5 separate regions of the Homo sapiens genome follow, and regions 1, 2, 3 and 4 are each linked to region 5. Evidence: chromatin loops called from intact Hi-C (ENCODE). Cell type or tissue: ascending aorta. All regions are shown on one strand. Region 1 overlaps MRAP2 (melanocortin 2 receptor accessory protein 2). Region 2 overlaps CEP162 (centrosomal protein 162). Region 3 overlaps CEP162 (centrosomal protein 162). Region 4 overlaps LOC107986620 (a long non-coding RNA gene). Region 5 overlaps RIPPLY2-CYB5R4 (RIPPLY2-CYB5R4 readthrough).

Evidence for each region. A loop is a pair of places that touch in the nucleus more often than their neighbours do. Peaks named below come from ENCODE experiments on the same cell type or tissue, not always from the same donor. Only the 100,000 strongest peaks of a DNase experiment are listed, where the experiment ranks them.
Region 1: it touches region 5 in a loop (2.3-fold over the local background); 4 of 110 quality-filtered maps call a loop at or near these places.
Region 2: it touches region 5 in a loop (10-fold over the local background); 97 of 110 quality-filtered maps call a loop at or near these places.
Region 3: a loop joins it to region 5, with 4 times the contacts of the local background. A loop is called at or near these places in 3 of 110 quality-filtered maps.
Region 4: a loop joins it to region 5, with 2.7 times the contacts of the local background. A loop is called at or near these places in 8 of 110 quality-filtered maps.

What each region holds. Positions count from the first base shown.
Region 1 is chr6:84,049,641-84,054,640 of GRCh38, forward strand. All of the region lies in intron 1 of MRAP2 (melanocortin 2 receptor accessory protein 2), which reads left to right. Among named protein-coding and RNA genes, the nearest start is that of MRAP2, 18 kb to the left of the region's middle. RefSeq lists an enhancer at 2,134-3,986. In ascending aorta, no CTCF peak of the experiment used is centred here; a DNase peak (open chromatin) is centred at 2,671; H3K4me3 peaks cover 996 bases; H3K27ac peaks cover 3,464 bases.
Region 2 is chr6:84,217,945-84,222,944 of GRCh38, forward strand. It overlaps CEP162 (centrosomal protein 162), which reads right to left. Exons shown (of 27, transcript NM_014895.4): 3 at 3,113-3,227. Among named protein-coding and RNA genes, the nearest start is that of CEP162, 7.2 kb to the right of the region's middle. In ascending aorta, a CTCF peak has its summit at 3,063 (motif pointing left); no DNase peak of the experiment used is centred here.
Region 3 is chr6:84,190,929-84,195,928 of GRCh38, forward strand. CEP162 (centrosomal protein 162) reads right to left here. Exons shown (of 27, transcript NM_014895.4): 10 at 3,956-4,147; 11 at 2,681-2,762. Among named protein-coding and RNA genes, the nearest start is that of CEP162, 34 kb to the right of the region's middle. In ascending aorta, no CTCF peak of the experiment used is centred here; no DNase peak of the experiment used is centred here; H3K27ac peaks cover 2,383 bases.
Region 4 is chr6:84,409,003-84,414,002 of GRCh38, forward strand. All of the region lies in intron 1 of LOC107986620 (a long non-coding RNA gene), which reads left to right. Among named protein-coding and RNA genes, the nearest start is that of LINC01611, 63 kb to the right of the region's middle. In ascending aorta, no CTCF peak of the experiment used is centred here; a DNase peak (open chromatin) is centred at 2,540; H3K27ac peaks cover 1,055 bases.
Region 5 is chr6:83,882,739-83,887,738 of GRCh38, forward strand. All of the region lies in intron 4 of RIPPLY2-CYB5R4 (RIPPLY2-CYB5R4 readthrough), which reads left to right. The region is part of intron 2 of CYB5R4 (cytochrome b5 reductase 4); the gene reads left to right. Among named protein-coding and RNA genes, the nearest start is that of CYB5R4, 26 kb to the left of the region's middle. RefSeq lists a silencer at 1,878-1,947. In ascending aorta, a CTCF peak has its summit at 1,901 (motif pointing right); no DNase peak of the experiment used is centred here; H3K27ac peaks cover 1,053 bases.

The DNA.
Region 1 (5,000 bases), 170 kb after region 5:
CAGTGTAAAATATTAAGTCCCATTTCTGTTTTTGGAAGTTGATCTTCTATTGGCATTGATTTTTATGTTAAGATGGAAGAAGTCTTCAGGCTTGGGAACACTTTTGGTTAGCTGTCTTGCTGCTGGAAACAAGTTGCTTATGTGCACAGGAGAAGGGGGGATAGGCAGGAAATAGATACATCCTGAATTCTCTTGTTAGCTGTCAGTCACCATTTTTTGAGGACTGCTGGGTAATTGAGTACTTTCTAGGATACACTAGAGAATGGCATAAAACTTGGCAGTGTAGAAAAATGTGGGAAGTATGTCCATTTGAAAACGAAGAGCCCAGCGTGCGTGCATTCATGTGTGTGTGTGTGTACGTGCGTGTAATGTCTCTAGACTGAATTGAGTGGCCAGAGCATCAGACTTCAAAAGTAAGAGTCATACTCGAGTCAAAATAGTCGTGAGGAGGAGAAGACTACAAAGTCCTGGAAGCATGACCTTTTTTCTTTAATTGGAGGAGAGAAAAATCCACGCCCCAGGAAAGACATCACTGACTTAAAATGGATTCACAGAAAAAGAATCAGCAGACCTGGGAATTAAGTGGGAAGTGCCAGTAGAAGGTGATGGTTCACGCAGACTCTATAAAAAGCAGAAGTAAACTTGAGAATAACACCATGTTACTGTTTTTTTAAAGTACTGCCCTGGGAGGACACTGTGGCAGCTTTGAGAGGGTCAAGCATGATCCCTTGCTGGGAGGCATTGCCTTATAGAGATGCTTTAAGAAGATCCAGCTGGCTCAGAGTGTGATTCATAACCTTGAAGTCTCTCATTTTCTGTGTGGCCCTACCCTAGGCACGAGTAAGCTGGGTGCACCATTGTTCTGTGCAAGGAGGAAATTAAGCTTCTAAAGTTGCGATTCTGAAGTTCCCACCTTGGGCTCATCAGCCACCAAAGTGCAGCGTGTCTGAGCTTTATCTTTGGTTTCTCAAGTCTCCTTGCTGGAGGAAAGACAGCGTTATGAGTCACAAGGGTGACTTCTCTATGTTGTGCGGGGGACAGTCATTCCTGGAAGTAAGAGGAAGAAGGATAAGAACAGGTAACTGAAAAGACCTTTCTGGCCTGGGCCAGATCAGAGGTTGGTGGTCCTGGGTGGCATGCCTACTTTTGGAGTTTGAGGATTGAAGAGGAAGGTGAGAGAGTCATTGCAATTGGGAACTTTGATCATCTGACTGGCCATTAGGTCTTCCCCTGTACAAACTGGTCAGCATAGGTCTTTGGATTTGTGGCACTGGCTGGCAGTTTCTTGGAATGCCTTAGTAGCTGTGCTGTCAGTTGTGTGCATGTTTGTGTGGGGGCATGCTCATTTTTCAGGGTTTCTGGCACCTTTTGGATTTCTTCTTAATGTGCTAGTCCTGTGCCTGGGTTGGTGGTCACTTGTAAAACTCATCTGCTGATGTTTACCCCTTAACATGGAAAAAAAGTGTCTAACTCCAAAGAAGCAGCCCCCTTAACATGCATACCATCGTAATCCACCAGGGATATTGACACAAAGACATTTATTCACTCTTTGAGAAGTTCTATGTCTGAGTACATCTCCTCAAATTCAGGGAGGTGGAGAGAATTGCTTGATCCATTTTTAAGAAGGTAGAGAGGACTGGGCACGGTGACTACACCTATAATCCCAGCACTTTAGAAGGCCCAGGCAGGCAGATCACCTGAGGTCAGGAGTTTGTAGACCAGCCTGGCCAGCATGGCAAAACCCTGTCTACACCAAAAATACAAAAATTAGCTGGATCTGGTGGCATGTGCCTGGAGTCCCAGTTTCTTGGGAGGCTGAGGCGGGAGAATCACTTGAACTCAGGAGGCAGAGGTGGCAGTGAGCAGAGATTGCACCACTGCACTCCAGCCTGGGTGACAGAGCAAGACTCGCCTCAAAATAAAAGAAGGAAAAGAGGCCAGGTGTGGTGGCTCATGCATGTAATCTCAGCACTTTGGGAGGCTGGGGCAGGAGGATCGTTTCAGCCAGGGAGGTCAATGCTGCAGTGAACTGTGATCATACCATCGCATTCCTACCTGGGCAATAGAGTAAGACCTTGTCTCAAAAAAAGGGGAGCGGGGAGGAAAAGAGAGTGCCCAGGAGTGGTGTGGGAACCTGGGTTGGAGCAGGAAAGATTGGATAGTCCAAAGAAGGGATGAAAGTGATGGGAATGTGGGTTGGAGAAGGGGTGATGGTTTAATGAGAGGTGTCTGGGCCTGCTCACCACGCTTTCTCTGTTTGGGTTTGTGATCTCCCGTCTTCCCCAACAATGGGCTGGCCTGGGCCACACTACCCTGTGCACACCTGGAAAAGGTAAGCTTCCTTTCAGGGCTAGCTTTCGGATGCAGTCCTAATCTTCATTTTTGCTTTTGTTGGCAGTGATGCTTTCAGCTGTTCAAAAGAGCAATTTAGTCTCTCCCTCATGCTCCTGGAAGCTTGTTTAGGATATGTTTCCTGTCAAAGAAGTTATTTTTCATGACTCTAATTTTATGAAGAAATCTGACATTAAGAAAATCTCGGTGCGGAGAGGGTGGTTCTCAGGAGTGGCAGCCATACAGAGAGCAGCTGCCCGTGGAGCTGCCGCTTCCTGCTGTTGTGTTCAAGAGAGAGCAGCTGCCGGCCTGTCAGCACCCCAGGGAGTGAGGCTCAGGGCCAGGCTGCCTCCCTCACTGCGTGGGTGGCCGAGATCATGCACACTGTGGCGGGAATAGCAGACTCTGGGGGCTGCTACTTGGACATGCTGGCAGTTCCCAGCTTATGTTTCAGCAAAGCTTGGAGAGTCATTGCTGGGCTTGGTAATGGGGACAACACAGAACACTTCCCTAGCACTGCCGTATGTTTGTTGTTGGTCTTTGTGCATCTGATGGCCTAAGCTGATTAATTTGAGGCTTGCATGAAAAAATAATGCCTTGTGGACTTTTTCAAGGGCACTAGGTGACTGCTTTAAAGAAGAGGTCAGAGGTTCTGTCCTCCAAAGCTATCTTTGGGATTCAAGAAGTGAGAGGAAAGAGGCAGTGGAGACAAATGCCCCTCCTTTTGTTTGAAGGCTACCCAGGCAACTGGTGGCTGCCTGGGGAGAGCTGGTGTCACATTTCATTCTGCAGAATGAGAACCTCCTGTAGGCTGGCTCTGGTATTCACTCATTCTTGTCTCTCAGTGTTTGTCAGAGCTTTGCTCCTCTCTTCCCACCTTCAGGACTTTTGCACATGTAGCTTTCATTACCCTTTGGTAATGCCCTTTAGTAATCCATCCCTAAATAGTTCGTTTAGATGAAAGGGAATAGTGTAAGGGGGAGTAAAAGAAGGCATGTCTCTATTGTAGGGTGGGTGGTTGATATTCCTTACAGTTAACTCTTACACACTGACCGGCCCCATGAGGGTGGTGTTACTGCTGCTTTCTGACTGGTCTTGTGGAACCTGGTAGCCACAAATGGGGGTCCCCACCGTGTGCTGACATTGAGAACTGCGTGGCCGTGGGAGAACAGCTCTCGGTTCTGTGGTGTGCTGAATAGACGACACCCTCCATCTTTATTTTCTTTATTCCTTTAAGTACTTTTCCCTATTTTTCTATTCCAGATGAAGTTTAGTCCCTCCCTCTGCTCTGCTATTATAGTAGCTGTAATGTTGATTTCTACTAAAAATGATATGATCAAACCAGACTTCATCTTATTTTCCTTAATAAAAAAAGGAGAGAAAGATTATCATTTTATTTTTGAGTTGGTAGAATAGCATGAATCCCAGGATGTAAATGTTGATCATTTTAACTTTTAAATGATCTAAATGCCTTTAAGTAATTTTTTGTCATAGTTTTATTTATTTGTCTAGGCACCGTGGCTCACAGTTGTAATCCCAACACTCTGGAGGCTGAGGCAGGTAGATTGCTTGAATCAATCAATTAACACTTGGTGCATTTGATAAGAATTGGCTGACCAGGGAGTTGGGTGTGTCTGAAGAACAAAGCGAGGCTTTTCTATTCAAGATCAGCATTTCTAATTAATAATAGTTGTGCTGCCTGCTAATATTTTTCTTAATTTTTCATGCAACATCACATTTAACTTTTATGGCAACTCCATGAAGTGGGTACTATAATCATCTTCATGTTACTAGTGGGAAAACTGAAGCTCAGATTTTTCAGGGCTCTAGAGCAGGGATTGGCAAACTTTTTCTATAAAATACCAGAAAGTAAATATTTTAGGCTTTTTGGGCCCATCCTTTGAACAGTATGATGATGTGGGGTTGGAGTCTTTTTTTGTGGAGTCCATGTCTGGGATGGGAAAGAAGGGGTAAGGGAAAGGGGAGAGTGATGCAGAAGTGGGGTGGAAGGGTGGTGGTGATTTTGCCTCAGCTTCCCTGAGGATTGTGCCCTGGAGGCAGTGGGGACGGATGCGGGCGAAAGAAACCTCAGAAAGCTCTTGAAGTGGGGCTGCTTCAAGAATCTTGAAGCTCAAGATGACTGGTGACTGCTCAGTGAATCTTTGTTACCGCTGACATTTCATTCAGATTTTCCCTTATGTTACTGCTATTTGTCACTTTGTCTTCCTTTCTCCATTATAAGGGAAGGTCTGTGGAGTACTGATCTGTCTCAGGCATCTCTGCCCACCCCACAGTGTGCGGTGTCTTGCACACAGTAGGTGCTCAAACACAGTTATTGAACACAGGCTGCATTGACTTATCACCTTCGGTATCCGTGCTGCGCAGTGCAACCATCTTCTCCCAAAGAAGTCAGGATTTTTTGGTCTAAAATAGTCACAGTTAACAAAGATACTTGGGAAATCCTGAAAATATCATAAATTTCAGGAGTAAGCAGTTGGACAAGTTGTGGACTTCTGTTGAGTATCTTCTGCAAGATCCACTATGCAACTTTTGCTGCCTGTTTTTCTTTATTCACTCCATTTTATTAAACTTAGTTTCCTCCAAACCCACTGGAAGCAAGAAAAGCAAACAAACAAAACCTTAGGTTGCTCATCTCCATTGTTGCATAG
Region 2 (5,000 bases), 340 kb after region 5:
ACAATAACCTACTCCTTTTCCAAGTCTAATGGAACAAGAGACGTGGCAAAGAAAACAGTAACCATTGGAGGTTACCAGAGAAGCAGCAGTATTCACAGAGCAAAGTTAAATGTGAATTACAACTCTGCTTTGAAGGAATTATATAAGATTAATTGGGGGGGTATACCAAGACAGGAAAATCCAAGAATATTTCCATGAGGAAGTAACATTTCTGCTAAGATGTGAAGAAAGACCAGGAAATAATTAGGTGAACTAGGCCAGGGAGACCAGAACAGGCAGGGGACACAGTAGGTACAGAAGCATGACAATGGGAGGGGCAGGCCACATTTGCAGATGCAAAAAGGCCAGTGAGGCTGGACCCAGATGGTGAGCGTAAGCCTAAGAGGAAATAAGCCCAGAGCAGGAAGTCAATGGTTGGACCGTGCTCGTCCTCATAGGCCAGCAGAGGGTCTTGCTCTGTATTCCAAGAGCACTAGAAAAAACTGGTAAAGCTATACAGTATCAAAATTTCCTTATTTTAATAGTATATGTTTGTTGTAAAAAACTGATATATGGAAAAGGTAAATAATTATGAGTAATGTTTTATTTTTGTTTTTTGCTTTTTAATATTCTTTTGTTCTTTGTTTTCTTCAAAAACCAGAAGACTGAAAATGTGTGCTATAAATATGAAGATTAGAAAAAATATCACTTTTGGTAGGAGGAAGCCTTATTAAGAAGTCACGAATTTTGACTTCAAGTTCCTAATTTGTGTCCTCTTGGAAAAGGCTAAGAATCAATTTATTTTATGCCTTTCTGTGAATAATGGTTTTACTGGATCAAATAATAACCTCCATAAGTTGTAAAAAATCAAGAGAGAGATTCATAGATGCTTCAAATGAAAAAGTATATGCCAAGGTTGGTGTGCTGTAGTGGCAACATGTCCAGGGTCTCACCCTGGCTCTAAAGCACGACTTGAGGTTGTAGCTCACACTAACCAAGTTCACAAGAGATTAATATAACAGAAACGAAGATCCAGTTTAGTTATTTACAATAAAGAATACAATCAGCAAGAGGATGAGATAGTTTCACCTTCTAAGCCGAACATTTTATTCCTATGGCAACTGGGAAACAAGCAAAATTATAATGTAAAAGCCGCTCACTGTTAATGTTTAATGGTACCTGTCTTAAGATTAATAATGCATTCCTCTTCTCAAGAGGAGTGTTGAATTCTCCCTCAGAAGGTTCTACACTCTTGATACAGGAATCACGTCTTGCCTTTTCATAATAATGCCTAGTATTTAGAACATAATACAAACTCAGTAACCGTTTGCTTGAATCAGGGACCAGGTTATTCCCGTGGGCAGGGAAACCTCCCGCTGTTTAAGCTGACATTGTCAAAGTTTGCTTCTTGACTATCCTTCTTTACTTCTTTTACTAATCAAATCTATTTCTGATACATTTAAAAAAATTATTAATACCATCAATCAGGTTACATGTGAGTATTTTTGGTCTAGGAGCTATTCTTTTCCTGTAGGATTAGGTTGTATATATCTGCTCTGATTCATTATCTTCTAGACAAAAGGCTTTGTGTCCCAAATCTTTGTCAACAATTCCAACAGTACTTCATCTTATAATATCCTTTTCAAGCATTAAAAGCAGGGAGAGAGTCTAAAACATAATTCTTCACTACAAAGTTCAGCATGTTGCATAAGAATTTATAAAAAATGCACTGAATTTTTCAATAAGGAATTTCTTTAAATTACAGTATTAAAAAGAACAGAGAAGTAACTGTCAAATCTACTTTAACATGCATTTATTAAACAAATTTATCATTTAATGTTGAGGGTCAGGGGATACAAGGACAAAGAAGTGTTTCCTACCCTCGCAAAGCTCCCAACCGCAGGAGTTGTCCTATAGGTTACAACTATCAACACAATGTGTAAGTGTTACTATGGTGTTCTGACATCAAAATGAAGGAGAAACTAATTGTGACAAGAGAGCTAGAAGATAGAGTGAAGGACTGCAAAAAGTGGTGATGCTAGGCTTTATTGGGCAAGAAGGATGAGAGGAAAGGCATTCTAATGGCAAGGAAGCATGAGATAATGCACAGAGGCAGGGAGGCCTATGGTGTTTCCAGGAGATGAGGAATGATTACCTATGGCTACAGTACACGAGAAGGCAGGGTTCCAGTCAGATCATGCAGAGTCTTAATTATGACATGAATTCAGGCTCAATTTTCATGGGGAGGGGGGGAAACCAAAAGCCCATATGTATATTTTTTCCCTAGAGATACAGAAATTCTATCATTTTACAAAATTGTGCTTAACACTGATCCACAAATGGTGTGAATGTAGGTACTGAAATAGAAGCAGTCGGGGTTGTTTACAGATGTGGCAGTATCATGTATAGTAAACCTATCAGGCCAGGAGTGGTGGCTTAGGCTTGTAATCTCTGCGTTTTGGGAGGCCAAGGTGGGAGGACTGCTTGAGGCAAGTTCGAGATCAGCCTGGCAACACAGTGAGAGACCCTATCTCTACAAGAAATAAAAAAAATTAGCCAGGCATGTTGGCATGTACCTGTAGTCCCAGCTACTCAGAAAGCCGAGGTGGGAAGATTGCTTGAGTCCAGGAGTTTGAAGTTACAATGAGCTATGATTGTGTTACTGCCCTTCAGCCTGGGCATATCATATACATATATATGAGAGACATATATACATATGGCAGTAAATTTTTTTTTACTACTGTCATTAACAAACTGTGATACCAAGGTCTATAGGTTTGTTAAACTCTTCCCAATGCAATGACATTAATATACTGCCAGAATATCTTATTAAATCACCTTAAATCAATTTATCATTAAACATGATAATAAATATACCTGAATTGTCACCTTAATTTGAGTAAATATAAATTATCTCCATGTAAAATAAGCTGATAATGTTATAACGCAGATTCTCAATTACATAATAAATACATAATAAAGTACTGGTTATATGAAAATCAATTCAAACTTCAAAAATCCACACTATTAGTATTATTTTCTGTATATATTTATAGTGAAGTAACAAAATCCAGAAGTCTTGACTGACCCCTTGTGGTCAAATAATTTGAAACTAAAAATCAGCAACATTTACCATCATCTTTAAAATCATCTTCAGTTATCCACCAAGGCACTGTATCTTTCTTCTTCATCTCTTTTTTAGATTGTCTAGCTGTTTTGTCTGAATTTTCAAAAGAATCATCTGAAAGCTGAATTAGATATAAGACATTCAATTTGAAAATACAGTGTAAATTCAAGAATCTCAGATTCATCATTAAGCATGTTTCTATTAGTTCGCTCACAGTTCAGCTATCACATAGATAAATAACATTCTCATCAATAACGTATAATTTCACAGCTACAAACATATTTGGCCAAAATAACTTAAAAATCAGACACACATCTCTGAGCATCAATTTCATAATTAAGTAAACCAGGAGAATAACAACAAAGACGTAAAACTTGATCAAGAATTTTTTTCAGCAAAGAAAAAACGGGAGGATACAGTCCTGTCTTCTAGACATTCTCTAGGGTTTAAGAATAAATAATGGCTGAACAAAATTGCATAGCACCACTCTAGAAACAGAATTTCAATATAAGGAAGAACTGAGTTTCAGGGTGTAAAGAGGAGGATGAAATTGACCAAGAAAAATCAGCATTTTTTTTCAGTGATTGATAAACACTTATTTGCTTTTTTCTACTCTTCCAATCCAATTTTTACTACAATCCTAAATCCCATGCTCTAACCTCAGTATCACCCCCCACCACCTTAGCCAATAACTTGGTCACCCTTTTCTCTGAGAAATAAAAACCTTCAAACACCACCCACCTCACTCCACTACTAAACTTACTTGTGAAGGCACTTCTTTCGTCTCTCAGACAACACAATTCTTTCCTCCACTCCAAGCAGAACTTCTCTAGGTTCTTCCTTCCTTGGTTATCCCATTTGATATCTGTATCTTCACTCCCTTCTCTCTCTACTCCCCGCCCTTCCCTCTGATTATACACCTGCTCAGCACTGCATCTCCAGTGCCTAGCATAGTACCAGGCACAATTGCGGAATGAAAAAATGAGCATTCTACTCAACTTTGAAAAAAAAAAAGTAGAACAAAACAAAAAAATTCCTTATCCCTACGTCCCTTTTACTCTATCACATTTCCTTGATATACCAACTCCTTGAGTTCACTTAACCCCTTATAATCTGGTTCCCAACCAAAACAGCTCTCCTCCAGGCACCAAAGGCCTCCGAAATGCCACAAATAAAGTACCACTGTCAGTTATCCTCCCTGATCACATCATGGAATTTGCTACTGGTGATCAACTCTTAAACTCTTACTTCTTGAAACTCTCTACCTTGACTTTAGTAGCATCACTTCCTCCGGGTTATTCTTCAGATCTGTGGCTACTCCCCTCCATCTATTTTAATAGCTTTGGCTTTTTGCCCATTTATTTAACAGACTTTTCCAGGACTCTGCTCTTGATCCTTTTTCAATCTCATTCTACATTACTTTTTCTGGAAAAGAAACCAACATTTACTACATGCCTGCTCTATGTCAGGATCTACACTCAGGTTAACTCACTTAATCTTTAAACTACCCTGCAGAAATTTACTCATGGTGAAACTGAAGCTCTAAGAGGCTAAGCAACTTGCTTAAGTTGCTACTGTTAGTAAGTGTTACAAAGTCACATTTAAACCCATGTCTGACTAACTCCTGTCCACTTTCCACTATACTATGTAGTTCCCCAACTAGAATATTGTTATCTGAGTGACCTTTTAAACTTCTAAAATGACAGGGCGCACACGCGCGTGCACACACACACACACACACAATCTTCCACTTGCCAAACAAAAAACTCTACCTCAGTGACTTGAAGAATGTCAATTTAAAAATGTTCAAGAAGAACTTAACTGTCTTCACTAACAAACAGGTAGGAAGACAGGAGGAGGGAAGAAAAAATATTCCTTAAACCATCTGAATTTC
Region 3 (5,000 bases), 310 kb after region 5:
CCTCAGCCTCCCAAAGTGCTGGGATTACAGGCGTAAGCCACCGTGCCCAGCCTACTTTTTAATGAGGTTGTTTTTTGCTTGTAAATTTGCTTAAGTTCCTTATAGATTCTGGGTAGCAAAGAACTCTAAGTTTCATTATTGGCACATGGAATTCACTGGGACCAAAGCGATTATTAAGTTACGAAACTTTCTGAAAGAATATAATGTAAAAAACCATAACCCTGTTCAAAAGAAAAAAAAAAAAGAAACCCAAAAGTCAGTGACTGGGAACCTTAAAGCTACCTGTGGGCAGGAAGTGGATTGAGAAGGGAGTGTATCCCCCAAGATGGGCATACCCCTCAACCTAAAATTCACTTCAGTTGTAGCCAATGGTGATAACATACAAGACAAATCCTCCAAGGAATGGAATGAGGGGCTATATAGAATAACTGATTTAAGGTAGCCCCTTCTTAATAGAATAATAACCTAATCAAGGAAAATAAACCCCTATTCCCAAGGTAGGGGGCCTTTACAAGTTCTTTCCAGTGGTTCTCAAAGTTGTAACATTGATTGCTGTGTTTTCCTCATACTTTTCCTTGCTGAAAGGGTGTATCTACTGGTTCCACCATTATATATTGGGATGGGGGTGAGGAAGTATATAACCCTGTCTTTTTAATTATAACCCTGTCTTTTTAATTCAACCATTGGTACACAACGAGAAGCATACTCAAACCTGATGGAGAGGACTGCACTTCACCTGGAAATCCTGGCCTTTCAGATGCATATAGCCCTGAATGGGACTTGGGGCTGCCTGCTTGGGGAAGGGGATAAGTTGGTCTGTGTATGAAGAAGAGTGAAATTGATATTTTGTTATTAGAAAGGTATATCCTGGCAGAGACTGACTAGATACTGACCAAACTCATTTTTCTTTCTTGGCACAGAAACAAACGACATTTCACAGCCTCCTTGGACCTAGTTAGCTAGATGTGCTGGTTCCTACCAATGGAATGTGAGCTGAAGTGATATGAAACTTCTGTATTAAGGCAGTTAAAAGAAAGGACGCAAAACCATTCTCTTTCTTTCCTTACTGACTGGTTGGATGATGTCATAACAATCTTAAAACTATGTGTTGATGACAAGCAGCCTGGGTTCCTAAATGACTGTGTGGAGCAGAGCCCCAATCCAACCCCACTGACCCACAAGGGATAGTGATGTGAGCAAGAAATACATTTTTGATGACAAGCTACTAAGATTTCAAGGATTATGTTATAGCAGCTAGGGTCATTTACTCCATAGTTTACCAAAAAATTTTTAGGTATGTGTACTAAAGATCATATTACTGACATTTCTATTACGTATGATTACTGTTATACCTTCAAAATATCTGTTTTAAGCTTTTAAACACAAATGTAAAAATCTGTTTTAGAATTCCTATTACTGAAATGGTTTTACCTATAACAACAAAGATATAAGATGTGTAAGAAAATCTCTGTAGTTACCGCTAACATACTCCCAAACAGCAATGATGAGTGGTACCATCTCTCCTTTAAAAATACTAATTAGCACTACAGATCAATGGAAGACTACTACACTTAGCATTGAAGTGAATGAATTTTAGTGGAAGGTTCACTGCATCATTTTTTTCTCAACTCACACAAATGTAGAAACAAGGCCAGGAGATCACCACATGTGGATTTACATCATGAGGATACAGTATAGGAAGGAGGCTGAAAACATGTCTGTTGAAGACACAAATGAACAAATGACAACATGAATGGATGACAGACTATTTCACAGAAGTATTTTATGGAGATCAAAGACCTGACAATGTAAGTGGTTAAGCACATGGATGGCCTGTGTTCCTGGTCTACAACTATATGACCTTGGGCAATGGCTTTATTTATTTTAATCTCTTAGGCTTCAATCTTCTTGTCTATGAAATAGGGATAATAATGGAGTATAACCCATGGAGATGCTGTAAGGTTAAATTAAATAATATACGTATAGTATGTGCCCAAAGTAAATGTGAAAAATGTTAGCTGTTATCATCTACCAGTAAATTGAGTTAATCTCAGGTGCATTTCTTGAATTATGGGCATAAAGATGCATTCTCTACTTGTTATGAGGATCACGTGGGAGACTGGACATGACATTTCAGTGCTACATAAAAGCAACGCTGTCTATTACAAGGTTACTGTGACATGTTACTCCGTGTTGAAGAATGACAGTGGGTCACACATACTTCCACTAAACTGTATTGGACCTGAAGCATTTTAATGAGGACCATTTCTCTTGTGGCTACAAACTCACCCTGTGAGATGACAGCCAGTCTGTGACTAAGTCAAAACTAACTGGTTTATAAAGAAGGAAATCTATGACTCATAAACATAATAAAATTCACTTTCTCCCTCATCATGAATGAACTGTTCCGGCACTATTTAAAGCTGAGGAGACTGTATTTTTCAGTGAAAACCTTTAGGACTATTTAGTGGCCCCAGTTTTTTTATAGCATCTATTTATTTTTTCATTTAGCCCTAGAATTTTGATGACTTGAGTAAGGACAAATATAAAAAGAAGAGAGTTATGACTCACAGGTAGAGTCAAGCTAGTATTAGTCATTAATCATTCACTAGGAATGATTACATAGAACAAATGACTATAAAAGTTTCCAATGACAAAACAATAAATAAAAAATTCATACCTGACAGGTTGTAAATCAAAACCACTGATCCCAAAGGAATCTATTCTGATAGGTTTCATCAGCTCCTCTACTGTGGGCAGATCTAAGAGGTGGAAAAAAAAGTAGAAACGAAAAATGTTATGTAGGTTGCTTAATTTACATGTGTAATAACACCAAAATTATATTTTCTCTGACACAGTTAATAAAACGGTACATGCAATAAACCTAGTTTTCCGTCTTAAGTTTCCTTATACCAGGAAAACTTCCTTTCTTATGAAATATCAAATAAATATCTCAAATATCAATATCAAATATATTTATCAAAAAATATCTATACATACACACACGCTAAGTACATATTTGGTTGATCCTGAAATACTGTTGTCTAACAAAATACAACTTTAATATACGTACATACAAAAGAGTAAAAAATATCCCTTTAAATGACTTCTTAATTTGATCAAGGCATATTAGAAAAGAAACTGGGCCAGGCGCAGTGGCTCATGCCTGTAATCTCAGCACTTTGGGAGGCCAAGGCAGGTGGATCACCTGAGGTCAGGAGTTCGAGAGCAGCCTGACCAACATGCCAAAACCCCATCTCTACTAAAAAGACAAAAATTAGCTGGGCATGGCAGCAGGCACCTGTAATCCCAGCTATGCAGGAGGCTGAGGCAAGAGAATTGCTTGAACCAGGGTGGCGGAGGCTGCTGTGAGCCGAGATCGTGCCATTGCACTCCAGCCTGGGCGACAGAGCAAGACTCCGTCTCAAAAAAAAAAAAAGAAAAGAAAAGAAAGTGAAATTTCGTTTTGTGTTTGGCTCTAATTTTATAGTTAAACCAAGGGTTCCTGTATTTCATTTGAAAAAATCTTTTTTTTTTTTTTTTAAGGCAGAGTCTCACTCTGTTGCCAGGCTGGAGGAGCAGTGGCGCAATATTGGCTCACTGCAACCTTCGTCTCCCGTGTTCAAGTGATTCTCCTGCCTCAGGCTCCCGAGTAGCTGGGACTATAGGCGTGTGCCACCATGCCCAGCTAATTTTTGTATTTTTAGTAGAGATGGGGTTTCACCATGTTGCCCAGGATGGTCTCAATCTCTTGACCTCGTGATCCACCCACCTCGGCCTCCCAAAGTGCTGGGATTACAGGCATCAGCCACCTCGCCTGGCTGAAAAAATTTCTTTAATTAAGCTCAGAGACTGAGAAACAATCACTACAGCAAATTGTATTTTAATTATATTACACTAAAAACTCTTTAGAAAGGATATCAAATAATTGAAAAATTCATCTGTAAGTTTTTACCAGATTCCATAGTAGAGATGTTTTTTGAATTCTCTTCATTTTCTTGAGGATGACCTTTCACTGAGCTCTTGATATCTTCCACTGTGTTACTCTCAATTTTTTGTTTGTCTTCATCTCCCAATGAATGGGCTATATGACAATAAGCTTGATGTAGGGCTTCAACGTCACTACTGCTTTGTCCATAAGAAACACCTGTTGAAATAAACGTAATCACCAGAAATAATTACATCACAAATACATGAGAACGATAAAACACTAATATCATTCCTTAACCTGTTAGGAATATAAAAGTAGAGTTAAGTACTAACTAGGTAATTTGCAGCTATGGCCTACCAGCATGGATTCATAGCAGGCTCAACAACTCTTTTAGCAAACTGAGGCGTGTCCTGATGTGGTAAGCATAAAATCTGCTTTCACTCGTCATTGTTCTTTCTCCTACTATTCTTAATCGACCCCCTCTGCATAACTATTCTTAAGTTTCCCAAACTAAAAAATTCCTTTGACGGATTCTACCTCTCCTTTACCATTACCATTCTCTCTGCTTCTCTGTACCACCAAGCATCTTGTCATTTGCACTTTTTCAACCACAATGAATTCACTCCTCCAACTTTGCAATCCAATGTATTCCAACATCCTGCTAAAGCTGCTATGATCAAAAGCAATTTCCTAATGACCAACTCCATTTGTATTTAGTTCTCTTCAACTATGTGAGACATCTGACATTATCTTTTTCACTTTATCTTAGCCAAAAGGCAGAGAAGTCAAACATTGTTTTTTTTCCTGTAACTGTTTCTTCTGCATGCCTTCTTCTTTTTGTTATTACCATAATTTTGAGGGCAATTTTCCAACTCTTGCGGTCTATAGTTCATTTCAGGGCTCCATCTTCAGCCCTCTTCTTTTGAATGCCTCTCACTTACTAGTTTTTTGGCCTGGCTAACTTCATGAAGACTTTTAGCTTCAACTATTACCCATATGCTTATGACTCCCAAATCTATGTCTTGTGTCCTTATAACTCTTTTCTGAATATCAACTTAACAGACATCTA
Region 4 (5,000 bases), 530 kb after region 5:
TTTCCTCATCTGTAAATAAGATTTTATTCTTATTTATATAAGGTTTATTTAAAAAAGATACTGAAAGCATCTTAAGTATTTTGTCATGGTTTAGTATGATCTTTAGTCTCATATGGAAGCAAGTAATGTTCTCATGGTTAAAAACTTTTTATAATGTTAAATAATTTTTAAAAGGCACCTTGGAAGAGCACGGTTTTGGTATTTCCCCTGGTGACTTTATCACAGTCCAGACTGTAGTCCTGAAGTTTGCAGCCCTCGGATGTTGCTAGTGGCCTATTTTTCAGGAGCATACTCAAATTCACAAAACTTATAGAACTAGATGTATAAGTAACTAACTTATTATTTTACCACCGATCTGTCAGCACTGACAGCAGCTTTGTTAATGAATTATCTCCTGGTAGCATCTGGCAGGGAAGTCATATCATCATTAGAAGAGGTCTTGGGGTCTGTGGAATCAGATAACATAGAGTTTATTTTGTAACTCAGAGGTTAGTACCAAGGGACCCTGGTTACCCCTAAAAGGTAAACTTAGTTTTGAGGTTGACTAAGTCACATTCTAGAGCCAGAAGCAGCCCCTCCCGCCCGGACATGCACCTAAGTCATCCCTTCTGAGGCGTCCATGGCTGTCCCATCTCTTTGTGGATCTTCGTTTTTTTTCCTTAGTGCATATAAATCCCCATACTGAAGTCTCATTCTTGCTCTGGTCTTGGAGACAATCTATCTTGCTTAAAGTCTTTGAAAAAAATCTCTAAGCTCTTCCATTAATTTTTGGTTTTACAGTTTCACTTTCAGAAGGCAGCTCCCCTACCCTTCTTTATAGCCAAAATCTTTGTGGGAGAGGGGCTTTATTGTTACCCTCATGTATCATCTATACAGAAGTTTATATTTGCTCTTTTCAGGAGGAAAATAATTGAAGGACTTCTATGAACCCCAGTCAAATTCTTTACCTGTCTCCTGCTTAAATGTGACAATGTATGTAAAGGGCTTTGCTTCAAGCCTGGCACACTGAGTTTAATAAATGTTAGATGGAAAAAGAAAACAAAAACAAAATACAAATAAGCCTATTTATTTTTATGTTGAAGCAGGGGTTCAAAGGTTAAAGGAATAAATTCTTTGCCCAGCTCTGTTAAACATTATCAAACAGAACAGAAGCAAATAAGACATTTTCTGCTAATCCGTTATATTACCATTAAACCTACTCTAATGAATTACTCTAAGGAATAAATGAAATAATGCACTATATATTGAAAAGTGTTTTTTCAAGTATATTATGGTTATCAAATTAGCTATAGTTTGTTTCAGATTTTGCTACTCAAAAAATGTAAATATTATGCAAGAACTTCTAAACTATAGATAGTACTGGAAGATTTGCAAATGGTATGAAAAATCAATTTTTATGACACCAGTCCAATGTTGAACCTTCAAGACCATTATAACCCAATGTACAATTAGTTGGAATATAAAATCAATGCTATGACCTGAGTTGGTCTTTCTGGTAAACTCTTAACAATAGGGCGAAAACAAGTGAACTATGTTGTCTGTGGGCGGCCTTGTTATGAGACCATGATGAATGTGGCTGTTAAACATTTAGGCAAAAAAGATTTGCAGCTTTCAGTGCCACAGGGAGCAGCTTTCTCTGTGTCCTTACCCAGTGAAGTGATACAAAGCAAACTTGGCTGCTGAATAATTTCATGTAATTGTACCCTGGAGAGCTGAAATATACAGGAAGGAGGTCTTTTGTGTACAAGTACCCATTTTAAAAACTACAGTGGAAAATCAATACATCGGTTGGTGGACGCTTACCTGCAATTATCTTTAGTTGAAATTTCCAAATGTTGAACATAATGAAAAATCCCTGGATAGAAAAATGTCCCTGGTTAGCTTCAGTAGCTACTCGTTACTTTCTAAATGTTCTTACCAGGCAAACTGAGAAAAAAGAAACCCCTTTTATGAAAATATTACCTGCAAAGCACAGGGGCAGGTTGGCTGGTCTGTTGGAGGCAGTAATTCCTCCAAAGAGCCTTGTGGTTTTGTGTGTGGGGGTAGGGGTGGAATTTCACTCTATCACCTGTCTAAACCCTTCATAGGCATGGACTTGATTTGGGGGAACCCCTTGTGTCAATCTCCTAAACTGGAATTAATTGGTGAGGGAGACAGTTTCAGGTGAACAATTAGGATTTTCTTTCTCAAGAGAGGTGTTAAATATTTTACACCACACATTACTCATATATCATGCTTTACAACCCCTCATTAGCCCACACAATAGACCAGGGGAGAGCTCCAAGGTATTACCCTCCTGTGATAGTTGAGGGGAAACTAAAAAGGAAAGAAGTTGTCCTTGGCCACACTCTGTGTCAGATATAGAAGCAGAACTAACTAGTTGTTCTACTCATGAACTGAGAGTAAAGGCATTAGACAACTAAATAAGTACTTAAATGCTCACTGAGAGCTAGTTTTGCAGTTCCTTCTCTCTTCCAACTCCTTCCCTAAATGCATTGTTGGAGCCTCTCCCAGTCATTGCATACTTAGTCACTCTGTGAAATTCTAGGGAATGCCTCATCTCACTGCCATATTTGGCACTGTTTCCCAAGTGGGATGCCACGGCTCTTTGCTTACCCTCATTTTTGTTGTTTTGGTTCTATCTTTGGGGGACAGAGGGAATCACCTCATATTTTATCCTCTCTGCCCCCTTTTTGCTACATTGCCTCATCATTTATTAGTATATTCCTTCTTAGTTATTATGGCCAGCAATCTTCTGCTTCCCTGACATCACTTCTCAGAACTCTTCAGTGGTTTTGAAGGAACAACTCCCGTGTCATTCTCTTTTGCATCCATTTCTCTCACCCTCTTATCATTGCCATCTGAGAAGTTGATCTTAGAGTAGGTACTTCAAATTAATTATCAAAAAATAATTGAGAAGCAAGTTAAATGTACAACAATTAGAGAATGGCTACATCTTATATGCCTCAACTCAGTGGAATATTCTAAGTGATAATAAAGTTTGCAGAGAATTATGAAAAAGTAATTTTAGTAACGTGTTAAGTGAAAAAACACATATGCAAAGTGTTGTGTTTATTAGGTTCCAATTAATTCATATGCCTATGGACAAAGCCTGAAATGGAATACGTCAAACAAAAATATAGATCATTTAGGTGGTGAGATTATTAGAACTTCTAAAAGTAAGAATTTCTGTACAGTTATCACATTCTTTTTATAATAATCTTCAGTTGTAACCCAGCCTCTGATTCATCCCTCCTTGCCCCTTCCCAAATTACTATTATCTTTAGTAACATGACTTTCTCAAATTTGAGGTGGAGATTCCATTCTAAAGGGAAGGTCTATAAATTCCATCTATGAATGAAAATGGTCAGGACATAAGATGAATTGCCATAAGGGAAAGGTTATTAGTTAGTTTAAATTTATGAATAGAATTTCTAATCAGTTTTCATTCTTTTAATAATTCAGGCTAAAAAAATCTTTGTGTGTTTGTCAAAATATAAAAGTTGCCAGGACTGGAAAGAAAATTTGTTTTTCTTCATTGTCTTTTTTCCATCTAGAAGCCTACATACTCTGAAATGAAAAAGAGCCTAGAAACATCAGAAAAGCAGGCATTACCACCCTCTAAGTAATACAATGTTCTATGAGTTTCACCCTTATATTTTGTTTGTTTGGTGTCTGTGAGATTAGGTGTCATTCAAAGTAGTAGTTTAAGACACAAATATTCCAGTTTGGGGGAGTATAAAAGAAACTTCAGACAAAACTAGCATCTTGCTTTCCTTCAGGAGCAAAGTAGAATAAAATGCTTCAGAACTAATTTTGTCCAGTTGTTCTTTGGCTGTGGTCATATACTTCTTTCATAATTAGCCTTCTCTAGCTTACAATTCAGTCTCTGGAAGTATGCATTAAAGGTGCCCCTTGGGTTTCGTCTAGTTTCTCCAGAATACTGCAGCCAGCTCTCATTAACAGTTCTGTGTCTCTTGCTTCTCAGACTGAAGGCTCAGAGACTCAGGCATCAGAGAAAGTTGGGTCTGATGCACAGCGTCAAGCAGTTTCACTGTCTCTAAGCTAAAGATAGGTGCAAGGCAAAACTATCTGAGTTTTAAGCTTTCCTAGAGCCCTGAGATTTTAGCCCTGGATCCAGTCCTGTTGGATTGTTAATTCTGAGAATGCAAGAGTGGCTCATACCATGAGCCCAGTGCCTCAGTGCCAGAGCTAAACCTGCCCTGAGCTGAAAATGGAATCGTGCAACATTGCATGCAGGTTATTAAAGATTCTGCTTACTTTACAATGGTCTGTTAACAGCTCTAATGTCTTTAACATGTGCAGCCTATTGACTTTTAAGTAACATTTTATTGAAGTAACTGCCGTGCTTATTAGCCCGTAAGATTTACGCTTCATTTTCAGTCCTGAATCTTGGGGAGTCCTGAACCTTTCCTTAAATGGTGAGGTGGGAACACTATGAGATAAGAGATGCTCATTGTGAATGGGAACACGTGTGGTTCAGTAGGGTAAGGAAGAGAAACAGCACGTCTCCTAGGATTTGGAGAAAGCTAAAAGGTCATAGAGAAACAATCACATCTTCATTAATGGGTCTGAAATTTAGAGAAAAAAATATTTGCAGATGTGGTCAGTGTGAGTGGCTTATATCGTGGTTGTACTGTTTTATAGTGTCAGGTGGATAGTTAACTTCAATGAGTGCAAAATTTCACACAAATGAACATACAGAGAACCATCAGGACTGACACCTGAATTTAATATGGTGCTTTTACTTAGGCATTTTGGAAGAATCAAAATTTGCCCACCTATATCTTTTCACTGCTGTTAGCTCTTGAAAACACAGAGTAATGTCACTATGTTTATAAATCATTGTACACAAAATAAGTCAACATCAAATTTATTTATCTGCAAAAAAAAAAAACATACTGAGGAGTAGCTGGCATTCACTTAACACTGGGATTTTGGGATTTATCAAATATTTAATTGTATAATATAAAAAGAAA
Region 5 (5,000 bases):
GCAGTATGGGAGCCCGAGGTGGGTGGATCACGAGATCAGGAGATCAAGACCATCCTGGCTAACATGGTGAAACCCTGTCTCTACTAAAAATACAAAAAATTAGACCATGCCTATAGTCTGAGCTACTCGGGAGGCTGAGGTAGGAGAATCACCTGAGCCCTGGAAGCAGAGGTTGCAGTGAGCCGAGATTGCACCACTACACTCCAGCCTGGGTGACAGAGTGAGACTCCATCTCAAAAAAGCAAACAAACAAAGGAAAGTATGGATATAATGAATAAAAAATAGAAACTCTCAGAAGAATAGAAACTAAAAAATAGAAATTTAGAATTGAAAAATACATGAAATAACAAATTTGTTGAATGAGCTTAATAGCAGATTGGTGGCAACATAGACAAGACTTAATGAACTTGCAGATAGATGAATATAAATGTCAAATCTGAAGAACAGAGAGGAAAATTATCAGAAATAAAATGAACAGGGACTCAGGGGCCTGTCAGACAAAATAAAAATGTTTAATAAATGTGTCATTGGAATTCTAGAAGGAAAGGAATGAAAGAATGGGGCAGAAAAATATTTGAAGAAATAGTGGCCATATATTTTACAAATTTAGTGAGAGACATAAATTGTAAATTCAGAGGCTTAGCAAATCTAAACATAATTAATACAAAGAAAATAACATCTAGGCACATCCTAAACTGCTAAAAGCTAACAAGGAGAAAATCTGGAAAGCTGCCAGAGAAAACACACTAGGAAATAATAAAAACGACTGCTGAAGGAAAAGTAACACCATCAACCCTGAATTCTATACCCGTAGGGAGACAGAATTCTTGAAGGATAAAGATGAAATAAAGACTTTTTCAGATAAACCAAAACTGGAAATTTATTACCTGTAGATCTGCAATATAAGATAGATGCTAAAAGGCATTCATCAGGTTGAAAGTTAGTGATACCAGATAGAAGTTCAGATATTTAGGAGGTGGTAAATATGTAAGAGAAAATACTACTTTTTGTCCTCTTCATTTTATAAAAATACATATAAAAAATACATGACTTTAAAAGTTATAACATTGTATTGTGGAGTTAAAGGATAGGAGTTAGAGAGCAGTAAATGGTTCTTATATTACGTGGGAAGGCATACAATATTAACTCTTAAGTAAGCAGGTAAAAGTTGAGGATATATACTACAGTTCCTAGAACAATCACTTAAAAAATAATTTAAAGAGGAAGGCCAAAAAGCCAATCGATTAAATGAAATTCTAAAAAAAGTTTGGTTAACCCAAAAGAAGGCAGGGAAAGAGAAACAGAGACATATAACAGAAAACTTGGGGCTGGGAGGGAGATTAGTAAAATCTCCCATATTAATAATTAAGTGTAAATGAATCGAGCACTCTAATTAAAACTATTATAAATGATAGTTTATAATAATTATCTATCATGTAATTATAATTATCTATTGATAATTATCTTAATTATAGATAATATAGAGATTATCTCTTTGTGTGCACCCATGTGTAGATGTATGTATTATCAAGACCTGACTACATGATGTCTATAAGAGGTATACTTTAAAAACACAAATAGGCTAAACGTAAATGTTTGGGAAAAAGTATGCTATCCAGCTAGTAAATTTTATTATTGGTTGGACTATATTAGTATCTGATAAAAAGGATTATGAGGCAAAGAATCTTACCAGAGGTATAGACATTTTATAATGATAAAAAGGGTCATTTCATTAGGAAAACTGTTTATGCCTGTGATAGAAAAGATTCAAAAGGCATGAAGCTAACATTGATGGAATTGAGGGGTAGAATTAAAATCCTTAACTACAGTTGCATATTTTAACACCTTTCCTCAGCAGTTGACAGGAAGTAATTACAATAATGTGCAATTTCATTACTGAACACAAGATGGCAAAGTAGTCACAGTAATTGTAACAATCGACCTGTGCATTTCAATACAGTGAAATATGCCATAATTTTATCGTGTGAACACATCTTTTCTCCTCGTTTATTTTATAGACAGGAAATGAACAGTGGTGAATAATTGCAAGAATGCTACAGTATACTGGCATAATATTTGGTATATACGTTATAGGCATTAAATGAATTTTTGTTGAATGAATATAATGTGGGGCTTTTAGAATTAAATATTTGTTTGAATTTCAAAACCCAAAATTATTTTTTAATCTTATCACGGAAATAACGCTTTTACTTAAAGCAGTGGTTCTCAAACTTTTTGGTCTTAAAATATCTTTACTCTTTTATTGTTGAAGACTCCAAGGACTATTGTTTAGGACATATCTATTGATATTTATCTTTCAAAAATTAAGAAATGTAAAGAATATTTTTAAAATAATTTTACAAATAATGAGCCCACTATATGTTATAAATAGTACCTATGTTTATGAAAAATAGAAAAGTAGCATTGTTTTACATTTTGGCAAATATCTTTAATGTGTGGCTTAATAGATGACGACTGTATTCTCATGGCATCTTCGATATTCTATCTTATTTGTCATGTAGTATCTTGAAAATGTTACACTTGTGAAAGAATGAGAATAGAAAAAGACAAATAACATCTTGGTATTACTATGAAGAATTTTTGACCTTGAGCCACCAAAAAGGTCTTAAGCTCCCTCAGGAGTCCCTAGACCATATTTTGAGACTCTCTGACTTTCAGAAGTAAACAAAGAAGAAATGAAAAATTATTAATTAGTGGATGTGTGGCCTGAACCATGGTGATACAGTTCACTCCTTATTGGTGAGCCGTTATGGTTCACATGTATGGTTACCTAACCTGAAAATTTGTGGGAACTTCATCTGGAAGATAGATTAGTAGGTATAAAATGTCGCTTTAATCTTGCATTGTACTACCTTTAACCAAACCCTATCATATAGAGCTGGGTGTGAGATTAAGTTGGAGCATGCTGTAATCCAGTTCTGAATTCGGTCTTCTGAGCTATTTGTGATGTGATTCAGATTTTATAGATGGCTTTTCTTCTCTGTGGAGAGTTGGAATAGTGACTAAAAAAGAGCTCTCTGAAATTGGAACCTCTAACTATTGCTGGTAAGAATGGAAAACAGTCTGGCAGTGCCTCAAAAGGTTAAATATAGAATACTCTGTGACCCACCAAATTTACTTTTAGTTGTATATACTCAAGAGAAACGAAAATATAAGTCCACACAAAAACGTGTACATGAATGTTAATAGCAACATTCTTCATGATAGCCAAAAACTGTGCCTTAGTTCATTTTCTGCTGCTTATAACGGAATACCTGAAACTGGGAAATTCATAAAGACAAGGAATTTATTTCTTACAGTTATAGAGGCTGAGAAGTCCAAGGTCAACAGGCCACATCTTGTGAGAGCCTTCTTGCTAGTGGGGACTCCCTGCAAGAGTCCCAATGCAGTATAGGGCATCCCATGGTAAGGGGGCTGAGCATGCAAGCTCAGTTCTCTCTTCCTCTTTTCATAAAGCCACCAGTCCTACTCCCATGAACCCACTAATCCATTAATTCATGAATCTGCCCTGATGACCCAATCGCTTAAAGGCCCTACCATTCAGTACTGCCACATTGGGGATTATATTTCCACATGAACTTTAGAGGGGACAAATATTTAAACAATAGCAAAGTGGAACCAGCTCAAATGCTCATCCACTGATAAATAAATAAAATGTGGTATATCCATAGAAGAAATATTATCCATCCCTAAAAAGAAAAAATACTGATACATGCAACATTATGGATGCATCTTGAAGGCACTATACTACCTGAAAGAAGTTAGTCACAAAGACCACATATTGTATGATCCCATTTGTATGAAATGTCCAGAATATGCAAATCTATAGAGACAGAAGGTAGACTAGTGGTTACCTAGGGGTAGGGTGGATGGGAGTAATGCCATGTAAGGATGTTTCTGTGTACTGTTAAATTGTAATATCTGTTATGTGGTTAGTGTTCCCTTTATGAGGACTCATAATTCTTCACAATATCAAGAGTTACTCCCTTTTAAAGAACTAATGAGCTAGCAAGTCTTCTTTGTTTTATTTTTAATAAATTTTAAAATTAGATAATGAGACCACTGTTACTAGTGCCTCTGTTGGCTTTGGCTGCTAGGAAGTTCAGGACTATATTAAATGCTCACAGTAACGCTGTTAGTGAGGTTAGACAATTGGTATACTTTCTTTTCTAATACACATTTTGTTGTGGGTTTTTAAGTTTTTACACACAGACTTTCACAAACTTGAATTTAAATATTTTATTGTAGGATGCCCACAGTCTTTATCAGAGGCAATTGGGGTTAAATTGAAAACAAATAAATATAAAATGCACAAATGAAAAACTATAGGCAGTGTCTTTCAAGAGAGAAAGAATTCTTTCTGTATAAAAAGGCAATATTCGTTTTTAGGTAAAAAAATGATATCCTTGAACTGAGCTTTTTAAAAAAGTGGTGAGCTACTAGGCACTGGATCTGTTCAAGCAGATGCTGGATGATGCTTTGTCTGTAAGATATTATAGAGATAAAGCCTGTGCTGGATGAGGCTAAAAATTGCCTTAAAGTTCTCCTAGTCTTTAAGACTATCATTCTGTGATTTTGAAGTTTACATTTCTGACAACACAAAGTACTAAATGGTAATTTTAAAATGGGTAATTTTTATTCAGAGAACTTGTTTGAGAGCTCAGAATTCCAGATATAACACAAAAGAGGTAATTTAGTATGAAAAGATATTAAGAACAGGTACTACCAGTACATTGCCTAGAGAAACTCAGTGTAGTTATTGTTCTGAATATGTGTTTTAAATTGTGCTGCCTCTCTGCTATGATGAATTAGCTATACAGTGTACCCCTAATATTGCTAGGGCATTTAAAAATGATTTATTTAAACATTGGAGTATACCTTCCTAATACAACCGTTGTATTTTAGTTTTAATAAGTGGCTCTTCTGAACAGTTCTCAGTCAGTCCTTTTTTGGGTCTGTTCCTGGTTAGAGTTTAAAAA